Regions from separate parts of the Mus musculus genome. Here region 2 is linked to region 1. The links are chromatin contacts, found by POLR2A ChIA-PET in ENCODE. All regions are on one chromosome and are shown on one strand. Each heading gives the region's core, a stretch centred on a gene start or an enhancer-like site at or near the end of the contact. The rest is flanking DNA. Distances are from core to core; before and after follow the strand shown. Region 1 holds the start of Thrap3 (thyroid hormone receptor associated protein 3). Region 2 overlaps Stk40 (serine/threonine kinase 40).

Evidence for each region. ChIA-PET counts read pairs that join two places held with the same protein, here RNA polymerase II (POLR2A).
Region 2: POLR2A ChIA-PET joins it to region 1 with 16 read pairs in Patski. The contact joins the enhancer-like site here to the promoter of Thrap3 in region 1. POLR2A ChIA-PET finds 5 or more read pairs at or near these places in 4 of 5 experiments (Patski and embryonic stem cell).

Annotation. Positions count from the first base shown.
Region 1 is chr4:126,201,009-126,204,971 of GRCm38, forward strand. It overlaps Thrap3 (thyroid hormone receptor associated protein 3), which reads right to left and starts at 1,702. Exons shown (of 12, transcript NM_001356455.1): 1 at 1,562-1,702. It overlaps Gm25323 (a small nuclear RNA gene), which reads right to left and starts at 269; the gene lies at 167-269.
Region 2 is chr4:126,129,843-126,133,805 of GRCm38, forward strand. All of the region lies in intron 6 of Stk40 (serine/threonine kinase 40), which reads left to right. Among named protein-coding and RNA genes, the nearest start is that of Eva1b, 16 kb to the right of the region's middle. Within about 2 kb of position 1,914, at least 1 of the 3 ENCODE cell types and tissues checked has a DNase peak (open chromatin) inside an H3K27ac peak, as active enhancers do.

The sequences.
Region 1 (3,963 bases), core at 452-2,951:
TTCAAAAAACAAAACAACACACACAAAAACAAGTTGGGTGTAGGGGCAAAAGCCGCTCTAAGGTAGAGGTAGGAGGCTCAAGAGTTCAAGGCCAGTATCAGCTACATACAGAGTTCAGAGGCCAGCCTGGACCTTGTCTTAGGCAAAACAAAAATTAAAAAAAAAAAAAAAAAAAAAAGCAATCATGCCAAAATAGCTGCATTTGCGCAGGGGCCATTGCTAATCTTCTCTGTATCGTTCCAATTTTAGTATGTGTGCTGCCAAAGCAAGCTCGCTGCATTACTTTTTGATTCACTAAGTACTAATATTAATTCAAGATACACATCTGCAAATTAACTAAAAACTACAAAGACCAACTTTTCTCCACAAGTTTCAAGGCACCAGCCGTCTTTAACATTTATACAGAATAATATATACACCTAAGCTGTCTAAATAATAGGATTGACTACACACGGACAGTATTTCCACAAACAAAACTAGGAAAGATCTGAAAAAAGACAGTTGGATACATGCCTTTCGACTTAGGACCCACAATCGAAAACTCCCATACCCGGTAACAAGGGGTTAACCGTCAGTGAATTTCGTTGAATATTTACACTAAAGGTAGCCAGGGTTGTGCACTGCCATTTTAGAAAAAGAAAAAAAAAAACAAAAAAACTTAAGTACGTTAAAGTAAAAACTGAAATTTAAACGCAAAAGCTGATAAAGCCGTCTTTCTTGGCTCTGTCCTATAACGTCCTTGCCATATTGTTTCTATCCAATTAGCAAGCTCCTCGTTAACATAGGACTCTCACCGATGGCTTCCAACTTCTGGGCCACCAATGTTGCCGCCAACTACCGCCGCCACGCTCCACCCATTAAGAATCACAAGAGCAAAGAAAATAAGAGAAAAGTTGTTTAAGTGTGGGACACAACTGCTTCTCACCAGCAGGGCACACGCCAATCACCGAAGGAACGCAAGTCGGCCTCACTTGCAACCAAAGGAAGAAAGTGGGAACTATTTTTCCGATAGGAAATAAACTTGGAATAGGCCTCTTTTGGCCAAGAGAGGAAGAAAACAAAACAAAAGAACAAACAAGTTTAAAAAAAAAACAAACACAGAAGAAGTACTAACATTTAGTGTGCTAGCAGCCACATGGGCCCTAGAAGACAGAACCAGGCCAATGGAGACTGGTGGGGGAAGGGCGTGCAAGAGTTCCCGGAAAAAAAAAATTCAAATAACGAGGTTCGTAAAACAGGATTTGGGGGGCGGGGGGGAGATGGAGTTGGTGGAAGCCGTCGTTCCCGCACAGTGCACAGAAGTGTGCAAGCTGTTTCAGAGAGAAGGCGGCCGGAGCCCGGAGAACTAGGCCGGAGCGGAGGGAAGCGGAGAAGGGCGGGGAGGGGGAGGAGCCGATGGAGCAGGGCCCGCTCGGAGCAGGCCCGGGCCGAGCGTGGAGGAAGCCGCCGCACGCTAGGCCTAACCCTCGCCGGGGCCCAGCCGGCGCCCAGAAAAGAGGAAAACCCCAACACACAGAGATTAGCTGAGCTGTCCTCACTCCCATCAACTGCGTCCACTCACCTTGACCGGCCGGAGCGACTACAGCTGCAATCTCGCAACGGCACAACCGGCCCGAAGCTCGCCCCCGCCCGCTAGCGCGCCCCGCGTCCCCGCTCTCCGACGACGGCGGCTACCGCCTCGCTCCGCTACCTCCTGGGAAATGTAGTCCTAGGTTTCTCTCTCCTGACTCACCGGACGTCCTCTCGAACTCTATTTCCCACAAGGCAGAGCGAGCGTTGGGCCCGCCGCTTTGCGTCACGCGCCCGAAGATCGGCGGTCACGTGGGCGACTGCGTTGCGCCTCCGTTCCCCCCTCCCCCCGCTCCCGCCTGGGTGGCCTGAGGAAGAGGGAGGGAGGTGGACGGAAGGGGCCCGGGCGTTGCTGACGCCACTGCCCCCACCATTTTGGAGAGGCCTCTCCGGGGGACTGAGGGAGGGCCCGAGCCCCACCCACTCGTCTTCTGCTTACGTCCCCGGAAAGTCTCTAGTTTGGTGGCCATCAGGCCTCTTGGCATTCGTTCTGTGCCTTACCCTTCCCCTGCTTTCTGACCTTGAACAGATCGTTGTATAAAGTGAGGCTCATAATTTGTACCTCACAGAGTTGTTGGGAGGTCCCCGACAAAGGAAGGCACTTGATCACCCGGAACCCAGAAAACGCAACGCAAAATGGAGAAGAGTTGTTTTGATAGTGTGATCTCAGGGGACCCAGAAGTCCGTTGGATCTCGGTCTCTCCTACAGCCACCTCCTGTCCCATTTAATGGCAATAAGAGCCCAAAGAGGTTTTTAGTTTGGGGATTTTTTTCATGGGGAGCGGGGATTCTAGACAGGGTTCTCGGTATACTGAAATACTCTAGGTAGAGCAGGCTGGCCTCAAACTTGGCCCAGAGAAGTTTTTTAAGAACATGGGCCCAGGAAGTATATTAGTACCTGTGGAACCACAAATGTCCTGGAAAGTGAAACCCTGGGATTTGTGTTTTCTCCTTGGTTTTTGTTTTTTGTTTTTTTTTGTTTTTTGTTAACTTTAATTTTTAGAACAGAATCTCCCGTTGTATGCCAAGCTGTCCTGGAAATCACCGGGTAGCACAGGCCGTCCCCTAAACTCAAGGCAGCCTTTTCGTCTCAGCCTCATTCATGACTGCTGAGCTTACAGATGTTAAGTCACTACGAGGCTGTTTCTCACATGGTCACTAAGGTTTTTTAGAGCAGTTTGGTTTTCTCTGCACTTGCTTGCCTTAGTGAATCCTGCACATGTAAGCGTTCAAACGTCACCTTTTCTGTCATGCATTTACGAGCTACTGTACTGCTGTAGCTATTGAAACTGTTCCTGTTCAGATGGAAGGAAGGGTATCCAGGGATTCGGAAGGCCCAGGAACCGCTACGCTCTGAGAGGAAGCCTCTTCAGCAGAGGCATTGCAGCTCGGGAGCCTCAGCCCTGATCTTTCTTCTCTTCTTCTCTTCATGGCTTCTTTTCTTCTTAGCTTCTTCCAATGAGAAAGCCATACCAGGCAGCAAATCTCATAAAGCAGATTTATTGGGAGGGTTTGGGGTACAGAACAAAGACTCGAAGAGTAGTGGCTGTTTCTGCTCCTGGCAAGTGAACGAAGGACAGGGGTTATATATATAGGATTTATTCGGAGGCGGGGCTTTTCAGGGCATGCAGAGATTTCCGGAGTAAGGATTGGTGGGATCTCAAGTCCTGAACTTGGGGAGCTCAGGGATTGGTGGCTTTCCCCCACCCTCTTTCCTGTATTGAGCCCATGGATTAGAACAGGAAGACCTTCCCAGCTGCAGGCGGCTTTGACCTGACGGACACTGGAGACTTGATGCCCCAGCTGTGGTGGTACTTCGTGATGGCTGAGGTGGGAAAGCAGTTGCCGCCATTTAGACAGTTCCTTAGGTGTGCTGCCCAGGGACTACACCTATAATTACTAAAGCACCTGTTTTGTCACCAGCAGACTGTGAGCTCTTTGAGAACAGATGTTAGGGTCGGTCTGGTTTGGTATTAAATGCTAAATTCTGTACCCCAAGATCTGGTTGTCCCAAGACGAGCCAGTTCTCATGTGCATCAGCTTTTGTCATGCATACCAACACCAACAGCAGCACCAGAGCAGCCCCAGCAGGGATGATGAGTGTTGATGAATTTCTCCACATACCAGGCCAAAGCAGACAAAACACACATCGATCGGTAAACTTTTCTCACGAGAGAAAAGTCGCCAAGCTCAACTCAATCTGTAAGCTCTCTGGCCTCAGTAGTATTCTACGTAATTCATACTTCCCCACTTGTGAAGCATTTCCTGTGAGCTGCATACTCTGTAATTCCTCTTGAGACGTTCGGTTTCGATTTAAACTTCAGTTTGCAGGTTTTCTGGATGTCTACTACATGCCATGCCTAGTGCAAAATACTGCAAACACACTGATAAGCT
Region 2 (3,963 bases), core at 664-3,163, 71 kb before region 1:
CCAGAATCCTAGGGTTGGGAATACCATCTTGCTGAAACTGGGTGTTCAGAGTCACAGAAAGAAAGCAGCACTTGACATTTCCAGTATCAGACAGAGTTGCCTGGGTCTTGGTGGGGGAGGAGCAGCAGATTGCTCTCTTGGGCGCTGGCCCCTTCAACCATGACTAGGGCAATGGTGCAAGGGCAGCAACTAAGCAAGGTTTCAGGACCCTGTGGAAGGAAAAACTGCCCTGCGGACTCCACAGTCCTGGAATGACAGTACTCGGGAGGTACCCTCACCTGCTTCTCTGAGCCTCTCTCCTTCCCTTTCTCTTCTGGGTAGGTTAGAAGGCAAAATGGCAGCAGCATATGCTTATAGCACAAGTCATAGTGGGGATTTGTTCCATGATGTGGTCAGCCCAGGAGAGGTCCCACTGTCCTTGTCTAATAGCTGAAGCCTCAGTGGTCATGGGAAAAGAAGCTGTAGGAAGGTGGACCACTCAGGAGGGTGAGAACCACAGGTTTCAAAGCTCCAGCTGATACAACATAGTACCATACAGAGCCAGCTAAGCGACCCTGCTCTCTCCCAGCTCCCTGAGGTTGAAACTACAGACTTATTTCTGGCCTACCCCATGTAGCTTGCCGTCTGATGACCAGAAAGCACACATCACATACCGAGGACGGTGTCGGGGAGCTAGCTGCATGCTGGCTGGTTAGGAAGGATGAGCAAAGGTTTGCCAGCCTGAGAACGTGAAAGGACACAATCCTTAGTGTCACACATTGCAGAGGGGAGGGAAGGAAACAGGAAATTCCAGGACTGCTTTCACCCCATCTGGCTAAGTGAGGAGTTAGGGAAGATGAAGGGGCAGGATGTGGGGGTCGGACCTGGCTCAGAGCCCGCCCTGCACCGCCGACTGCGCCTCTTGTATGTTTATTTACTTGTTCAGTGAATTCGTTCACGTCTCTAGTTACCAGAACTCTGCGCTTGCTTCTCATCTGTAGAAGTGGAGTGATTCCACCTTCCTACAAAGAGCAGCCTGAGATACATACAGATGTAAAATTGCCAGGTTGGGGTTGGCCCTTCCTAAGAACACACGAATGTCAATTCTATCAGAACCTGAGGTTCCTGTGAGTGAGAAACAGAAGAATGGGCCGGGAGCTCCTACCTCTCGGATGAGACCAAGGGCCCTCCAATCCTGGCTGGGACTCGAAGAGGAAGGCAGGTGTTAGAGGGTGCTGGCCACCTTGGCAAGTTGTGGAGAGGGTATTGCCTTAGAGAGAATGAGTTTATCATCTGAATGCGAGAGCTTAGGCCTGGTTTCTAACACTTGGAAGCCAGAGGCAAGGGGCATCACAAGCTTGAGTCAGCTTGAGCTATATAAGCAAGAAAGACCCTGTCTTAAAAAAAAGTATTTATGTATATGTGTGTGTGTGTGTGTGTGTGTATACATATATGTATACACACACATAATATATACATATATACATACGTATGTATGTACGTATGAATATGAGTGAGAAAAAGGAAAGCTTGGGTCCTGCCTGTCCTAGGCCTTCTGTGGACATTGCAAAACCCATGTCCCAACCAGCTGGACTAGAGAGCTCAGGCTCTTCATAACAGCTGCTTGTTGGCTTGCCGGCTCTCTAAATGAGCATCCCAGGGGTTGTCATGGAAACACACGGTTGGGTTCCTGGCTGTTAACTACACTAGTGTGCTAGGCTTCTTTCTTCCACTGGTGGTTTTGCTTTCTCCCATCTCCCAGCCCCTGGTTCTACACCTCTGGAGCCCTCAGTATAGCTGTAGCAGGTCTCAAGTATCTTCAGCTTGCAGAGTGCTCACTGCACCTCACTTAGGACAGACAGGCTCCAGCTACCTTCCACTTAAGTACCCAGGCATGCCAGCCCTCTCTCCCCCACCCTGCCAGGTTCTTGTGCTAGCCAGTGGAATGCAGACAAATGGGACGAGAGCCCCAGGGAAGGGAACGGGGAAGCAAGGGCTGAAATGTCTAAAGTCCTCCTTGGGGTTATGTGAGGCTGACTGTGGGTTCCTTCTCCTCCTTCCTCTTGGGTAGGCAAGCTGCATACCAATTCCTAGAAAAGCAGAACACTGTGGTAGCCCAGGGGCCATAGCTGAAGTGTGACTCACCCAAAGCAGGCCTTGCTGACGCACATTGCCCCGCCACCCCTCGATGCTCTTGCTCTCCTTTCAGGACCAACTAACTGGGGGGTCTGGGGCTCCTGGGGAGCTCTTTGCCACTCTCCCAGCGTGGGTGGTGGTAGTGGCAAGGCAGGCCACTATTGCTAAGCTTTAGGAGGTCTCTGGGCTGACCATGGCATTTCCTGTGGGAGAGCCTCCAGAGCCTGTTGTCACTCATGTCAGAGTCGGTCTCCTGTGGGCTCTCCTGGGCATGCTGGCTGGCAGAGAGTGAGAGGCTATTGACAGCTTCCTCTGTCAACCCCATGGAGGGCCATCTTACCTGTTCAGAGCCTGCCCAGTCCTGAGAGTCAGGCTCTGCCATAGTCCCCTTCACAGAAAAGGGCATTGAGTTTCCCAAGACCTTCACCCAGCAAGGAAATGCAGAGACAGGATCAGGCCCGGGCATCTGAGTCTCAGACTCTCTGCCTCTGCTTTGAGCTATCCTCCCAGCACCCTAAGCCTCCTCTGAGGATCCTCTGAGAGACCACAGGATCCATTCGTGGCTACAGTGGCCAGTTCAGACACACAGGGCTGTTCTGTAAAGCTGTGCAGTCCTGTGTGGAGCAGTGGCATAGGAGGCTCAGAGCTGGGGCATTTTGCATCTAGATGTGCAGATGACCCTTGCTGAGACCCTTTGTTTACATTCTAGCCTGCAGGCCACCAACCAGGCTTCTGTAGGACTTCCTGGATAAGAGCTGGTGCCCACACTTCAATGGGAAATGTGGAGGACAGACTGGCTTTTGTTTGCACCAAGCCCTTTGCCAGCAGAATTCCCTGAAGTAGCTGAAGGGCTCTTAGAGCCTCTTGGATGCAGCTCCTGGGGAAATCCATTTGCAGCCATATACCCTGTTCTTGAGCCCACCCTCCACCCTCCCTGGAGACTGTTCTAGAAAGAGGTGCTCAAGGCCCCTCACTGAGTGCCTCACTGCTGATTCTCAGCAGTGGCACTGCAGCTAGGAAGAGACACCCCTCTTCACCGGTGCTCCCACAGGCCTCTTGGCGAGGGCTGTCTTCACCCCCAGCTGCGAGGACCACACCATGAGCTTCCTAGAAAGGTTCCGAGCCAAAAGCCGCCTGCCTGGAGACTTTGGGGGTGAGGGAGGAATTGGTCTTTTTTATTTTTTATTTTTTTAAGGCCAAGGCAGTCTGAAACTCAAGAGATGAGTCGGCCTGGCTAGAACAGAAGGAAAAGTCATTTGGGGGCTGGGCACTTCCTAGGGGGTCTGGGGCCTAACAGGCCTGGGCTTAGTCCTACCTGCCAGTGCTACAATCTGTGTGATCTCGGGCAGGTCCCTTTCCTTCTGGGTCTTAGCTGTCCTATCTGAAAAGTTTTCTTCAGAGGTGGAAACAAACAAACAGTAAGTGGGCATACATGGAAAGCGTGCGCCTGAGTCTCCGCAGAGGGAGTTAGGCTCCCCCAGGCCAGCCCAGAGCCGCCTCCACAGTCACTGGGAGGCACCTCTTGCCTCTGCTCAGCCTCCCTTCTTACACTAAGCGTCCTCCTGGGACACTGGCCCCTGCTTACTAAATGAGTGTTACCCACTCTCCGAGAGCCACATTCCTCCTCTGGTGTTAGTGTCAACCTCCCAGCAGGACCTCTGTTCCAAATGAGGGCCATCAGGAAGCTATATAGTCAGTGACAGGGCAAGGGCTGGTAGTTGTTGGAGATAGGGCTGGGGACATAGTCAGTGAAAGAGCTCTAGTGTGTACAAGTCCTGGCTTTGGCCCCTAGCACTACAGGAAACAAACGAATAGCCACAAAGGTTGTTGGGAATAGATATCACATTG